Regions from separate parts of the Homo sapiens genome. Here region 1 is linked to region 2. Evidence: chromatin loops called from intact Hi-C (ENCODE). Cell type or tissue: endothelial cell of umbilical vein. All regions are shown on one strand. Links, peaks and the distances in the headings refer to the core of each region. The heading gives the core; the rest is flanking DNA.

Region 1 (8,372 bases), core at 1,748-6,747, 65 kb before region 2:
GACACATGCCACTTGCATGACTGCCATGGCTTTTTAGCCATAATCCTTGCTTTGGCCCTCTTTTCCTTAAAGACTTTTGTCTGCACAGCACCTGAGTGATTCTGTTGATGACTAAGAAGACCAAGTCTCTTCTCTGCTCTAAGCCTTCCAATGGCTTCCCATTTCACTTGGAATAAAAGCCAGACTCCTCTTGGTGGCTTATACAGCCCTCTGCAGTCTGTCAACCATTGCTGCTCTGACATGGTCTTGTATCACGCTGAACACCTTTAAAATTGCAACCCCTCCCACCCTTCATGCCTGGCACATAGCAGGTACTCAAATATTTGTTAAATATTGAATGAAGAAAATGTATTATGTAGTGGAATGCAATTAGTGCTACAAAGATACTTAACTGAAGTGCCATAGGAATACTTTCTCCTTAACCATGTGGGATTCATAATTCCTCTATTTGATGAGGATCAAATTTCTCATCAATCATAAAAAGGTTGGCTTGGCCGTGTAAAGACAGAAGATGTTATGCTAGAATTAACAGAAAGGAATATTCTTCAAAATATTCGTAGGATTGGGTACAATGTGATTATCCAAATACAAGAAATTGGTAAAATTATGGACTATCTGATGAATGAAAAATGATGCAGTTAAATAAAAAGAATAGTCTTGCAGAAGACTAATGATATGGAATTATGTCATTTTATATTATTAAGCAAAAATCAAAAAAGCAAGTTATAAAATAGTATAATCCATTTTTGTATGTATATTTCAAGTAAAGTTTAAAATTATTTTCATGAGTTCTTAACCTGTTTTATGCCATGAAGTCTTATGAAGCTTATGTACTTCTAAAATTAATGTTTTAAAATGCATAAAAAATAACATAACAAAAGAAGCTAATTATATTTAAATGCTGCTATGTTTTGAATGTGTTTCCTACAAAATTCAAGTGTTGCCAATGCGATAATATTAAGAGGTGGGGCCTCTATAAGGTGATTAGGCTGTGAGAGCTCCTCCCTCATGAATGGGATTAAGGCGTTTATCAAAGAGGCTTCATGCAGCATTTGGTTCTCTTTCCCTTCTGCCTTCAGCCATGTGAGGACACAGTGACCTTCCCCTCCTGAGGATGCAGCCCTCACCAGACAACTGAACGTGCTGATGCTTTGATATTGGACTTCCCAGACTGCAGAACTGTTAGCAATTTCTGCTCTTTACTAATTACCCCATAGGTGGTGTTCTATTATAGCAGTACAAATGAACTAAGACAAATGGAGTTACAAAATGTTATAAGACAAATTTTTAATATAATTATATACATGCTTCTTAATTATCACACCAAATGAGAATACACTTAAGTACAGGTATACTAAAGTTCAATTTCATCTTTAAGGACAAATCAGTGTGAAGGCCATTATGACTCAGCTCGAATAAGAACGTTAAACTGTAGAGTTAGAGTGGTCTTTACCAAGGAAACACTTGTTCGTGCTGAACATCCAGTCAGTTTTGATTTCTTTTTGATTGTTAAAAGTGGCAAAAATAGAAATTTACAAAGACCTACTTTTGTAAGTAGAATAAATTGCTTCCATATCTTCCTTTACGAGATGAAAATAGGCTCTCTTAAGAAACACTAGAATTCTTCAAGTCTCTTTTTTCTTTCCAGATCTTTGATTTTTTTCCTTATATGTTAGTTTTTTAAAAACTATGATATTATTTACAGACCGCGAAAAGCACAATCTTAAGGTATAGTTCCATGAGTTGTGGCTAATGCCTAATCCTAATTCCTTCCCCTAGATCATTTTCTGATTTCTGTTCCTGTAGATGACTTTTGCTTGTTTTCAGCTTTTCACAGATGGAGTCATAGAGTATGTGCTCTTCAGTATCTGGCTTTCCTTAAGCTTATTACTTTTAAGCTCCCTTTATGTTATTGTATGTAACAATTGTTCATTTGTTTAATTGCCAAGAAGTATTTTATTATAAACAAATTATTTATTCTCCTGTTGATGGACTTTTAGGCTATTTCTCGTGCATGGTTAGTATGAAGAAAGCTGCCATTATCATTCTTGTTTAAGTCTTTTTTGTAGAACTACATTTCAATTTTGAGTAAATTGGGTAAATATTTAGGAGTAACATTGCTGGGTTACAGGACACATTTATATTTAACTTTAATACAAACTGCCAGTTTTTAAAAAACAGTTGTGCATGTTTTTTTTTTCTCTTTCACTTTTTTTTGATTAGTCTTGCTATGTACTATGGTTAATCGATTTAACTATTCACTTTAAGAAAAAATATTTTGGCTTTGTTCATTTTTCCTATAACTTGTCTATTTCTAATTTTATTTATTTCTGCTATGATCTTTATAATTTTTCCCTTCTGTTTACTTTAGGTTTTAAGTGCCATTGCTTTCTACTTTCTTTCACTTTAAGGTGGAATTCTAGATGATTAATTTAAAAACTTTTAAACAAATATAAGCGTTAAAGGTATAATTTTTCCTCTAAGCACTGCTTTAGGGGCATCCCATACATTTTAATATGTTAGATTTACATTATTGTTCAATTTGAAATATCTTCTAATTTCCCTTATGATTTTGTCCTTGATTCATGGATAGTTTAGAAGTATCATGCGCTATTTCTAAGTATTTGGGGGAATTTCTAGATTTTAAAAATTGATTTCAAATTAAGTGCATTGTGGTCACAGAACATACTTTGATTTCACTCCTTAGAAATTTATTAATATTTGTTTTTCTCATTTGTTCTCTTCCTCATTTGTTCTCTTTTCGCTCTTACATGTCCTTTTAGAGTTAACCTAGTTTTTTTTATACCATTTAATCTCTTCCATTAACATTTTAGCTATATCACTGTATTTATCTCCTATTACTATTAAAACAGAAATGGCTTAAAACAACACAAATTTATTATCTTATAATTATGGAGGTCAGCAGTTTAAAATGAGTCTTACAGGGCTAAAACAAAGGTGTCAGAAGGATGGCTGCATTTCGTTTGCAGCCTCTAAGGGAGAATCTCTTCAATTCCTTTTCCAGTTTCTTGAGGCTGCCCATATTTCTTGGCTCATGCCGTCTTCCATCTTCAAAATGAGAATACATTACAGTATCCCCCCTTATCCACAGGGGATATATTGCAAGACCCCCAAATCCTATATACATGTCACTGTGTTTTCCCCTATACATGCACACCTATGATAAAGTTTAATTTATAAATTAGGCACAATAAAAGATTAGCAACAATAATAATAAAATAGAACAATTATAACAATATGTCAGCTTCACTACTCTTGCGTTTTTGGGCCATTATTAAGTAAAACAAGGCTTATTTAAATACAAATACTGTGACACTGCAACAGTTGATCTGATATCCAAGACAGCTACTAAGTAACTAATGGGTGGCTAGTGTTTACAACTGATATACTGGACAAAGGGATGATTCACATCCTGGGTGGGACAAAATGGGATATTGTGGGATTTCATCATGGTACTCAGAATGGTGTGCAATTTAAAACTTACAATTTGGAATTTTCTATTTACTATTTTTGAACCTCAGTTGACTACGGGTAATTGAAACCACAGAAAATGAAACCATGGATAAGGGAGGACTACTGTAATTTGTCTTTGTCTTTGGTGGGGGTGGGTGGGTTGTATTTTCCTTATCTTTGGTTTTCAGCAATTTGAATGTGATGTATCGATGTGAGGATTTTTTTGTGTATATATTTTTGGGTTGTGTTGAATTTCTTTGGTTCTGCGCATTTGGAAATTTAGAAAAAATTTGGAAAAAATGTCATTGTTTCTTTAAATTTTTCTCTGTTACAGGTTCTCTCTGTTTACTTTCTTAAATTCCAATTTCACATATGTTAGAGTACTCAATATTGTCCCACAGGTCACTGAGGCTTTGTTCATTTTTTTTTTTTTTTTTTGAGATGGAGTTTTGCTCTTGTTGCCCAGGCTGGAGTGCAATGGTGCGATCTTGGCTCACCACAACGTCCACCTTCTGGGTTCAAGCAATTCTCCTGCATCAGCCTCCCAAGTAGCTGGGATTACAGGCATGCACCACCACACCTGGCTAATTTTGTATTTTTTAGTAGAGACGGGGTTTCTCCATGTTGGTCAGGCTGGTCTCGAACTCCCAACCTCAGTTGATCCACCTGCCTCGGCCTCCCAAAGTGCTGGGATTACAGGCATGAGCCACCGCGCCTGGTGGCTCTGTTAATTTATTTAGTCTATTTTCTCTCTGAGTGTCAGTTTCCTTAGTTTCCTTTTATTTGTCTTCAAGTTCACTAATCTCTTCTTCGGTGTCCAATCTGCTTTTAAGTCCATGCAATAAAAATTTTATTTCAGACATTTTATTTTTCAGTTCTAGAAATTCCATTTGTTTGTTTTAAGTAGTTTCAATGTCTCAGCTGAGATTTGTGATCTGTTCAGTCATTTGTCTGCCTTTTCTTTTACATCCTTGAATGTATTTACAAAATTAAAAAAAAAGTTTTTATCTGTTAAATCTAATAGCAATGTCATCTCTGGGGCTATTTATAGTGATTTTTTTCACTCCAGATTATGAGCCACACTTTGTTGCTTTTTCATATGTCTAGTATTTTTACTGGCATGCTGGATGTCATAGATGCCAAGCTGTTGATAGTTTAAATTATGTTCTTTACCTCTAAAAATATTGTGTTTTTTTTTCCTGCCAAGCAGTTAATTTAAGGTGTGCAGTTTAATTTAGAACAACACCATTCTAGAAGTGTGAATTTTCTTAGGTCTTAAGTGAACGCCCAGAGTGTTTATCATGAGATCTCTATTTGCCTGGTCAGTAGTCCATTTCCCATCATGGTGAAACCTCCAGATTAGAGTCAGTACCCAAGTGGCTCTTTTATACTAGGCTTCTTGGAATCTTTCCCTGAGCATGCACAACTTAGTTTTTATCCAAGATTTATTGCAATTGACCCCATGCAAATTTCTAGGGATCCTTCATTGTCCATCTTTTCCTGACCTACAAATTCCAGTTGCCTCAGTATCCCCAAACATTGAGATTGTGTCTGTTGTCCAGTGAGAACACTGATTTCTGTTTTGGCTTCACTTTAATGTGCTGCACTTTGGAAAAGTGCTTCCAGGCAGAAAACCAGGGTGGATGTGGAGCTTACCTCATGAGTTTCCCTTATCTCATGGATCACAGCCTTCTGATATGTGTGGCCAATGGCTGGAAATAATTGCCTCGTACACTTTGTGAAGCTTAATGGTTGTTTACCATGCAGAGTACACCTGATCTCCATTACTCTATGGTGGCCCAAACTGGAAGTCTTTCATCAGAGCTTTTGAGTAAAGTTCCAGTGATGAGAACATTCTACTTCACTGCTTGGTGGCTAAATGTGGTTAATTTTGTGTGTCAAATTGCCTGGGACATGGGGTACCCAGATTAAACATTATTTCTGGGTGTGTCTGTGAGAGTGTTTCTAGATGAGATTAGCATGCGAATTGGTGGACTAAGTAAAGCAGACAGCCCCCTTCAATGTTGGGAGGCATCATCTAATCCATTGAAAACCTGAATACAACAAACGGGCAGAGGAAGGGGAAATTCGCTCCCTCTGCCTAACCTCATGAGCTGAGACATTGGTCTTCTTCTGTCCTCGACTGGGACTTACATCATCATCCCTCTGGTTCTCAGAACTGTACCACTGGCCTTCCTGGGTCTCCAGCTGGCAGACAGCAGATTATGGGACTCTGCAGCCTCCATAATTACATGAGCCAATTCCTTATAATACATTTCACATACATATTGTATATATGTAACATATGGTTATAATGTATACACACATATATAATGTATATGTAACTATTTATAACTCTATATATTTATATATAACTATAACCATAACTGCATATGTATTTCCTATCACTTCTGTTTCTCTGGAGAACCCTGACTAATACACTAAACCACCACTAGGTGGTTTGAATAAAATAGATTTGAATAAAATAGGCTACTATGTCACATGTAATATATCATATATCTATAGACAGACACTATTATTACATGTGATTTTGTTATAGGTCTAATAATACAATTTCAAAATATTGGTGAGTGTCAGTGATGCACTAAGATATTTGCAGCAACTGTGATGTGGTATGAAAATGTATGATTTTTATTGATTATAAAGTAACAGTCTTTGCTATTATTTCTGTGGTTCATAATTTCTATTCAAATTGGCTTCAAGTTCATTGATGCTTTCTTTTTTTTTTTTTTTCTTTTTTTTTTTTGAGATGGAGTTTTGCTCTCGTTGCCCAGGCTGGAGTGCAATGGCATGATCTTGGCTCACCACAACCCCCACCTCCCAGGTTCAAGTGATTCTCCTGCTTCAGCCTCCTGAGTAGCTGGGATTACAGGCATGCGCCACAACGCCCAGCTAATTTTGTATTTTTAGTAGAGACAGGGTTTCTCCATGTTGGTCAGGCTGGTCTCGAACTCCCGACCTCAGGTGATCAGCCCACCTCGGGCTCCCAAAGTGCTGGAATTACAGGCGTGAGCCACCTCGCCCGGCCCGCCATTGATGCTTTCTTCTTCAGTGTTAAATTTGTTATTAAGCCTATCCAGTGATTTTTTTCATTTCATATATTGCATTTTTTAGTTTTAGAAGTTCCATTTGGTTCTTTTTTTTAAGTCTCCATTTCTGTTAAGTTTCCCTCTCTTCCAATGCTATTGTGGTTTGTTGTCTGCATTGATATTTAAGGGAAATGCAAAATTTCAGTAAGAATATAAAGACGTATTTTTCCTTTCCAAATTCGTGGGGCACCGGGATATAAAATGTTAATAGTGGTTACATCTGGGTGATGATTATGAGAGGTTCTTATTTCCTTCTTTGTTCCTTTCTGTTTTTCTAATATTTCTTCAATGAGCACTTATTACTTTGTAATTGCCAAGACTAAATATAACTTAAAATATATCAACATCCAAGTAATATGTAATAAAATATAATATTCTTCTAAACAATATTATGTAAATATTAAAAAGATGTTGCATGATTTTGTATTCATTATATTCCAGTTAAGGTAAAATGATTAAAAGACATGTTAAACTGATGGTAATTTTTCTTAAAGGTGGAAAACTAGAAAAAGTCAATATGATTAAGTATCATATCAATATTTATTATAACTTTTCTAAATTTTAACATGTTTGATATTCCATCAATGAATCTATTTAATATATTAAAAAATCACTGGTTTTTCAGAATGAAAATGTGTATGAATAGTGTAACTGTAAGTACTTTATGATGTGTCTCTATGCCTTATTAGTCTAATGCATTTTATTTTGCAGTGTTGAGATTTGTAATAATTATGTCTTGTCATTGAGAGGAGATTTTTGACTATTCATTACAATTAACTATAAGTGTCTAACCGGATTATTTAAAAGTAGGAGTTACTTCATGGTAGTAGATTAAGATCTTGGTAAGTGAGTATTTTTTCCTTCAGGACATTTATTAAATCACCATTATGTGGACTAAGGTCATAAGCCAGTAACAGTTAACTTCCAAGTTACACATTGTCAAAAGAGCCACTATTACTTAAAATAAAATAATCCCACTTTGCTTTAGCTGTGTTTTAAATTCTGCCGATCCTGGGCTGGGCAGATAAGATAGATACTGAAGGAGGCAGAATTCTAGATAGACAGTGAACTCTATTTAAAAACTGACCTATTTAAAAATGCAAAAACCAATGACAGGTGAATGTAAAATGATCCCTTCAGCAGCAGGATTCCAATAAAAAGCACAAAATCATTTCTCTAAAGTTGAACCCTATTACCACTTGGGTTCTGGGGCAGCTTGTAGTACTCCAGGGCCAGCTCATGTGCCCCAATCATCACCCTAAATAGAGGAAAAGGTGGCTCCGCCCTGGGTCTCACCTCTCCTGTGCCTCACTGTCCTGTCTCTGGGCGGTGATGTTCCACAGTACATCACTAAGAGACACAGCTACACCCCCCCAGGCCCATTAGTCTGTTTATTTTACACATCTGGTGCACACATTCATTTCTTGATGTGAGGAAGAAGGCTTCCGTCTTCAGCCAGGGCCCAGTGATTTGTAGGACATTCAGTATTAATTGCTCACTATTTTGGGAACTTCACATATCAATTTGACTGTGCCATACAGTGTGATCATTCACTATGAATGTGTTTGAAATATTTCCTTGCAGTGGCAACTGCTAAAATGAACAGATATTCCTTTTTATCATAAAATGAATTATAGCCTAGATCTGTAGGCTTGAAAGAGGGTAGGTGGAGTCACTGACATAAATAAGAAAGGAAAGAGGGATTTTCATTTGTTGAAGTTAGTTTTAATTTTTTAAATTTTTGTGGGTACATAGTAGGTGTATATATTCGTGGGGTACGTGGGATGT
Region 2 (8,372 bases), core at 1,790-6,789:
TGTTTGGGTGCGCAGTAACACATTCAGTTTCATTCCGGCTGAGGTTGAGGTGCTGTTGGGCTGTCTAGGAGGGGAAGCCTTCTAAGCAGTTTTTGCACTGTATAATTCACGGGAACACGAAGATGAATAAAACACGAGCTCCTGCAAAGAATTCACAGTTCAGTAGGAGTTATTTGTCCATGTTCTAGAACCACCCAAGCCAAAGCTAACCCTGAGTTGTAACACACCATTCCCAAGGGGCTGTTCTATTCCTCTTTCAGCCCCCAGCTCCTCTGCCAGGGCTTCCAGTGCCTGAAGTCCAGGCTCCAACCCTTGCCAACCTTATCTTTTTGGAACACATATTGAATTATATCATTCCTCAGCTAAAAATCATTTGATGGCTCTCAATTGCTTCTGGGATAAATCCCAGACTCTGTCCCTGTCATTTTTGGCTCCTCAGGGCTCATATTCCACCCTCCTCTTCAAAACCAATAGATAGAGCCAGTCCACCCGACAGGCTGGCGTTGTGCCTGTGCACTCCTGAAGCTTCTGCCTTATGTGTTTTCTTGACTTGTACTGACATTTCTTGACTTGTACTGCCATGTGGGGACAGTTGTACTCATTCATCCTCAGCCTTGACTGTTCCTGTCCCTGAAACAATGCCTCCATAATAGGACAATATATGATGAGGTAAACGGATAATGAGGAGTGGACAATAGTTGAAAGACCTAGGATCTTTATCTTAGATCTAGGGCTTGGATCTTTGAGTGCTGGCTCTCAGCTTTTCAAATCACATGGTCTACGGTTAATTACTTAATTTCTTTAGGTTCAGTTTCTTCATCTATAGAATGGAGTTAAAGTTGCTCTTGCAGTTTTCACTGGGTGATGGGGAAGTTGAGAGTGATAAATAGATGTCAAGTAACAGGTAAATGAAGTACTTTATAAATGTGTTTTATATGGACATTTCACTGTAGGCGTTGAAATGTCTATTTCTAAATAATAAGACAAAATGTACAACTAATGACATCTTGCAATTGCAAATCTTTTTTTCTTTCTGAGAAATTTTGTATGAATATATACTGCAAAGAGGAAGGTGCTCTATATTGCCAATCTAAATTGATTGCTTACTTAGTACATGGTGCCCTGTAGGTACTGATAATTTATCATTTATGTTCTTCTTTGGAGATCATATGTATTTATACGTCACAACTGACGAGGCTACAAATTATGTTCTCTTAGGTTTCAGGGAAATTCAGCATCATCTCAAATTCCATAACTAACTTTGACTTAGGTTTAACTCACACAGGATAATAGATAATCCCCTGTACTCCGGCTGGATAGACCTCAAACATTTATGATCTGTTATTCTTCTCTCCACATTAATAAAATGGCACTTGGAAGCTCCCTCAGTGAAGACTGTGCAGCTGGCGTGACAGTGATGGGCAGCTTCTTTGGCAATTGCAGTAAATGTTGTATCTGTTTATCCATGCATCTGCAAAAGTGAATGTACAGAAGCGGTGAGGGGGTGTAGAATAGAAAATGGGGCTACTTCACAGATAAGCATTTGAATGTGTCATCTGAAACAGAAGTCCTAATTGGCCCTAGACAGCTGTCAAAAACATTCCTTGTTCTCTGATTCGACCAGAACTTCTGCCTCTGAAATAATTGTTTCTTTTTTCTTTTTTTTTCTGCACCAGCAAATACATAACATGTTTGCATATCCCTAGTTTTTAAAAGTCATACTATCCTCCCTCCTAAGCTGCTGAGTTCCAGCTTCAGACAACACTTAGCAACATAACTAGCAATACTTATATTACTAATATCATTGCTGGCATTTGTGGAACATTCCATATGCCAGGCTCTGTGCAAAGCGCTTTATTCACATGATCTCATTAATTCATCACAACATAGGTCTGTGGGAACAATTATAGTAATAGGTAGGGACTAGGAAACCCCTCCTTTTCTTGGAGAAGTTAAATAATTTGCCCAGGGGCATGCTTCTATTTGATAGCAGGGCAGAGTCTAAAACCCAGAACTTTCTAAAACCTGGGCACCTAATCATTGAACCACACTACTTTTTGAGGCTTTGTTTCTTGGTTACATTTATCTTAGCAAAAGCTATAGCTGCTTTTCAAAGAATGATGCATTAGTTCATACCACAGTTTCTTCTGATTTCTCATATCCTTCTCTCTGCTTAATTAAATCTCAACTTATGCTTGTTTGAAAGCAGAGTGTCCCAACTGGAGGACTTTGAGTGGGTTACCAGGGGTCATGAGATAGTGATTCCCTCCACCCTTGGGGCCACCAGGTCTGTTATGGGAGTCTGATGTTTCTGGCTACCACTGGCTGGCAGCAGCCTTATGCATTTACTCTGTGATGTATGCCCATTTCATTCTCTATGGATGATGTGAAGGTCAGGGGTCTGCCAGAGGCCGTGGCAAGCCTCTGTGTGCCATTAAGCCTTCCTGGGGCTCTGGCTTCTCTGTTCCCACAGCATTGTATTCTTTCTCATTGAATCCTGTTCTTAAAGGATCATTGTTCATGTCCACTGATTTTTTTTTTAAGAGTCCGAGTTTTTACTTCCTTTAGAATAAAACGTCCTGAGGGCAGTACAAAGCACATGGGAATTGGTTGTTGATAGACGAGCATTTTAAATAAGCAAATGAGCTTCTGCCCTGTATGACCTGTTATTATCCTGTGACTAGATTTCTAAGTCAAAGTGAAATGGAAGAGTGAAGTAATTATCTGCACAATTTAGCAGGAAAATAGTGGCAGGCTGAATTTTCTAGATAATGTGATGCTGCATCCCATATTGGTTAGATGAGAGGAACTGAACTGTGTTTGCACACCTGGTCCTATATATTAGGATTCCCGCTTATTTATTCAGCCTGTCAGCCCTTTAAGAGAGTACTCTGGTTGTTTATCCAGAGAATTTATCTAAATGCACCTCTCCAGCCTAGTCTGTAGTAGTCTAGTAATGTACACAGTGCAATCATGCATTGCACAGTCTGCAATTCTCCCTGCCCACCCTGCTGGAGAACCAGGTAGCCATTTATAAATATGTGTGTGTCAGATGTTTAAAAAATGCTCGTATACTGGGAATATAGCAAAATGCCTTGAGGTACACTGCACATGGCCTGGATAAGATGTTTGCTTTACAGAACCATCTCTGATGCAACAACAGTTGCCTAATTAAAGCACCAAAGCCCATTCCACTGATAGCAGCAAAGGACACAACACCGAAGCATCTCTTTCTCCCCAAAGGCATGTTATTTTGTGCTGGAGACTCTTCATAGGTGGAAAAGCACAAAGAGAGACTGCACAGCATTTGGGCTCTTCCATTAGAGCAGACGCTGGGGGGGTGTAAGAGTAGGGTGAGGGCGGGGAGATGACTTATTTCCATTTCTAAGTAACACATAAAATTGGCCTTGCTCCTTGTAGCAGTCATGAGACCCACACACATTTCCCTTTCTGTCCGGTTAAGCACTTGAGTATTTCCTCCTTGATTTCTCAGATCAGTGTGTGGTAGTTGGTATAAGCCAAACAGATCCTTAGAGCACTTAATAAATCCAGAAGAGGCATATAGGGGAGTCCTTATAAATATATAATAGCGATCTCTGGATAACACTTAGACATTTTAACTCCCTGAAAGTGATGTTATTTTGAGGGTCTCCAATTGTAACATCATGAAAGGAGCCACACGGCTGATGTGGAAATGGAAGGAAGATAATGCATTTAACATGGCTTTTTTGGACCACTCTTTCATCAACTATTGATTTGATTGCAAAAGCCTTTAGTTAGTGCAGGAATTCTACTGGTAATAATTAAATTTTCAAGAGATATGCCGTAGGAGAAATGAGGGGAGGAGGGGAGGGAGGGGCTACATGTGGAGTGGGCTCCACGAATGTTAATGACTCTGTTAGAGTTACATAAAATTAACAGAAATTAGATCTATGGTTATTGAAGAGCCTCCTTTATATTGAGAGGAACCATTTAAGTATAACGATTGGGGATTATGGTTCAGTGGAACCTTTTAACTGTTCATTTGCCTGCCTTACTGACCGCTGGGCGGGGTGCGATAAATTCAGGATGTTGTGAAATGACTCCTGCTTCCTTTCGTTTGGATTCCTTTGCAGTTTTCTTCATAACATCATAGTATGGGCTAGTGTTGCCTTTATGCTTTACTAAGTGAGGTTCACAGAAACGAACAGTCCTTGCAAAGTGCACAGTAATTATTTTGACCTCTTTGTCTTGATTTCTGTCTAAAAGACCTCCCCCAATTTCTGTAGAATCTAATTGGATGTAGTTTTAACATTTCCTTCCTACACAGGGCCTACAATTGCTATAAAAGGTTACCACGATCTGAACACGTATTATCTCAAAGTAGAGGTGAGTGAACGTTCTGACCGAGAACGGCAACATTTAAGACAATGGAGTGTGCAGCTTCTGCAATCCACAGATTTTTTTTCTTCCTATAGAAATATTTTGTATGCTAATGTGCTTCTGACGGTGAGACTTGACTTTTTACTGCAAACTCTAGCGTTGGTTGCCGAGTATGTTAGCTCAGGTTTCATGGGAAAAGATATTCTTTGTGAGTAATGGGGTGAGAAATGAGAAGAGGAATGCAATCTGGCTGCTTATGATGAAGGCTTGATGAGAAAGAGTTAAAACCCAGCCTATTGTCTGAGGCATGCTCAGTGTTAGGAAACTGGGGCATATAGATTAATTCACTAGGGGCCAACTGTTTGATTTCTCTCCCTGCTGCTTGGCACCGGAATGCAATTCTAGCTGCATTTATAGCAGAAGCTTGGATTATATTCTCTTTTGTAGGAATTAAGCCCCATAGAATAATTTATGTACAGCCAAGTGAAATTAAGCCAAAACATTTAAAGAGAAGTTGGTGGAGTTTTCTCAAGGCAGATGCCATTGGTTTCAATGTCAACATGGTGTTTGTTCTGTGTACCATCCATTGGGTGGCCTGTGTCCTTTGGGAAAGAACTGTGTGCAGAAAATTCTATAGCCACGATGCTTTGGGTACTCCCATTTGTTTTTCTTTCTGATATAACCCAGGAAAGCTTCAGTTCTATAGAGAATAGACTTATCCACAGTGCCCTGAGGAATCACTGCAACCAGACAGTCATAATGCCTCACTGGGATATGAGTCCATATAAGAAAACATACCACCCATTAGCCTGAGCCTTAATGTGTACTTACTCGGGTAAATAATTAAGGGAGTAGAGGAAACTTAGGTTTTTACATAAATATTAAAGGGACTGCTTTAACTGCGTGTTGTGCCAAAATGCCCACCACATATCGAATATGAGATGGCCTATATTAAACTGATACATAAAGGCAAAGGATGATTTTTGTCCTAAGGCTGTGCAAGGAAAAGTGACAAGAGGATGAACTAAAGATGAATTGCAGGATGCTGTCTTTGTTCAGCACCCACCCTCAATATGCGATGCTATTGAAGCCAGAAGTGGTCTACAAGGTAGCTGGGTATCAGCAGCACTCATTGCCAGAGACAAAAAGAAACCTCTGTTGGGTGGGGGCTGAGGGCCCCAGCTCCTAGATCCACAGGTCAGCTTTCAGTCACGTTGCCTTGGAGCTTGACGAGGCAGGTGGAATGCTGAACCTGCAGCTGGGGTTGGGACTATCACCAGTTTTAGCAAGTAGTGTGATTACTGTTCTTATTTTAAAATACAAAGTTTTGGAGTATTTTTTTGAATTGCTTAGGCAAAAATAATCAAATATACTTTGTGGATGAGGAAGAACACTGTTTTGCAAAAGACTAGAATATGAATATATATATTTTAAGTCAGTTCTGCTATAATGCTTATTTGGAAACTGAATTTGTTCCAGCACGACTGATATGTTAGGGAACAACTTGAACACAATGTGAATTTTGTGTTGGCTTCTGCGCAGTTTTGTCAGTGAGAGACACTAGGTGAATCCAGAAAGCTGCACCCAGCTCAACCAAGCCTTGTAGGCAACACAAAGCACACACACTTTAAATATCTGCCAGCTCCCCAAGTTCGCCAAATGTGTGAGGCCACAGCCGTGCACACTCATGCACGTGGTGAGTGCTGTCCTGACTTCCCTCCTATGCAAGTAACCTTTCTTCTGTCACTTCGCAATCTCAAGCAGCAACCCTGTGATGCCCACTTCCGCAAGCAAACTTCAGATCTTCTCAAGGTAAAATGCCACGTTTACTGTACTATATATGATTTCTTAACTATTTAACATATGCACTACTGTTTTGTTTTAGATTCATATTTCTTAACTTTGTGAAACATGTCACTGACAAAGTTTTTGAGTGTTATGTCCTTAACCTCATTTTCTCTATAAGCCCTATGGTTTTTGTTGCGTGATTTTGTGTGGTGCAGTGATATTTAGGAATCCATATGTTGCATTATAGCAGAGCTGACTAAGTACAGTTAGTGTTATTTAGCAAAAACTGAAATATTTATCCCTCCCTTCCTCTCTCTCCCTCTCCTTTAAAAATGTTCTCTGGATTCAAGAGACTCTAATGAGTCATTGGGATATGAGTCCATATAAAAGGAGTAAAGATACTCAAATGAACCCAGAAAAGATTTTTAAAGGAGAGGGAGAGATAGGAAGGGAAGGAGAAATTATATATCTATTATTTTTAATACAGAATAATATTATAAAAGAAAATTATTGATAGAAAAAAGTTATAATAATTTCTCTATTAATATAGAATAATGATATTGTTTTATTTACTAATATATTCTCTAATTATTAATCATAGATAATAACATTATTAGAGAATTATTAATAGATAAAATATATTATTTATATTATTATAATAATTTCTCTATTAATAGAGAATAGTATTTTTATGTTCTCTAATATTGTTATATTCTCTATTAATAGAGAAATTATGTCTCTATTATTCTTAACAGAGAATAGTATTCACCATTATTGTATATTTAGCTTTGTAAAATCAGATCTCTTCATATTGCATAATCTCAATAAATGTTTGTTGAAATGATTTGAATTGGTTTATTCACTGGCTAAATAATAGAACCTGTAATTAGGGATGCTGAGATTCCTGTCTCAGCTATCTATTCAAGCTCACCGCTCTCATACCCAAGAATTTTCCAGACCTTATTTGCAGAAATAAAGTTCTATGAGGCAGCAATATTTCTAAGGATTGGGTTTAATAATAATACATAAAAGCAAGATTTTGATGAAAACAGCATTTAGGGATCAACTCCTTTTTTTCTTCTTGATTTGTAAATGTGATTAGTCACTGCTTAATCTAGGAGTAGTGTTACCCTAGCCTGGTTCCTCTTATGCTAACCTCATGCTCACTTTGGAGTTAGCTGCATTTGAGGTCTGGTCATATTAGCAGCATTGCAGATCAGATGGACGTGAACAATTTAAGGAATTATGTGTTGAACTGCATTGTACACGGATTACTAACAGATGCCATTCTCTACTGGTTTTCAATTCTCTTATAACTCCCTTTCTTCTTTGAGAAAAAGGAAAAGAAACATCAATCAGTATGAAAATTCACAATTTGTTTTTCTATTATGGAAAATATAAGTTACCAATCCCGCTACAGGAAGAAAGAAGCATTTTAAATCAGATATTTCCATTGATGGTATTCTGAAATTTATATATGATAACTTTCTTCTTCCTCTGAGGTTGCACCAAGAATTTAGTGTACTGCCGGAGCAGATAAAACTGTTCTACTGGGTGGAAGAGTTTCTTAGAATAGATGTCTTAAAAACTTTGCATTCACTGTCAGTGAGTTTTGAAACATTCAAACATATTTTTATAAAATTTTATACTTAGAAAATTAAATCAAAAACTTTGAGAATTTAAAAAACTTTGGTCTTGAGCAATTTTTCCCTTATATTTTCTATTTTTCTGATTTTCTCCTTCTTTGCTATTATAATATTTTTGTATAGTTTCTATGCTGATTAATTTTTACTATTGCTCACAGCCATTTGTAAGAAGTTGCTAATGTGGAGAGACCAGAATAATGGCTGTCAGAAATTATTCTTATTCCACAGGGTATTGTGTAAAAGACAGTTCTTTTACTCCTTTCTTCTCACTTAACATACTTTGGCAAGCGTAGGTATGTTTACAATCTGTCTCCTTCACCATATCTCAATGACAGACTGCTTCCTGCAAGTATGGCTTGTTTGTGTCATTCTTCGTTTAGACTCAGCTATTCTGCACCTGACTGAAGAAAAGTGGAAGGGTATATTGCCCGACGGAAAATTAACGTGCTGCTAGTGAAAAAGAGGGATGGATTTGATGAAGGACACTAACAAGTGTCTATAATATACTAACATAACTTGGAACTAAGTATATTATATTCTAAGATAATTCTCCAAACTAACTTAATCAATATTTCT

The links. Hi-C counts contacts between places; a loop is a spot of excess contacts. Peaks named below come from ENCODE experiments on the same cell type or tissue, not always from the same donor. Only the 100,000 strongest peaks of a DNase experiment are listed, where the experiment ranks them.
Region 1: a loop joins it to region 2, with 2.3 times the contacts of the local background. A loop is called at or near these places in 1 of 110 quality-filtered maps.

What each region holds. Positions count from the first base shown.
Region 1 is chr6:156,408,409-156,416,780 of GRCh38, reverse strand. No RefSeq gene overlaps it. Among named protein-coding and RNA genes, the nearest start is that of SNORD28B, 34 kb to the right of the region's middle. In endothelial cell of umbilical vein, for the core only: no CTCF peak of the experiment used is centred there; no DNase peak of the experiment used is centred there.
Region 2 is chr6:156,343,620-156,351,991 of GRCh38, reverse strand. It overlaps LOC105378071 (a long non-coding RNA gene), which reads right to left. Exons shown (of 7, transcript XR_943139.3): 3 at 1,282-1,471; 4 at 1-141. Among named protein-coding and RNA genes, the nearest start is that of SNORD28B, 31 kb to the left of the region's middle. In endothelial cell of umbilical vein, for the core only: no CTCF peak of the experiment used is centred there; DNase peaks (open chromatin) are centred at 3,451, 4,151 and 4,501; H3K4me3 peaks cover 490 bases; H3K27ac peaks cover 2,006 bases.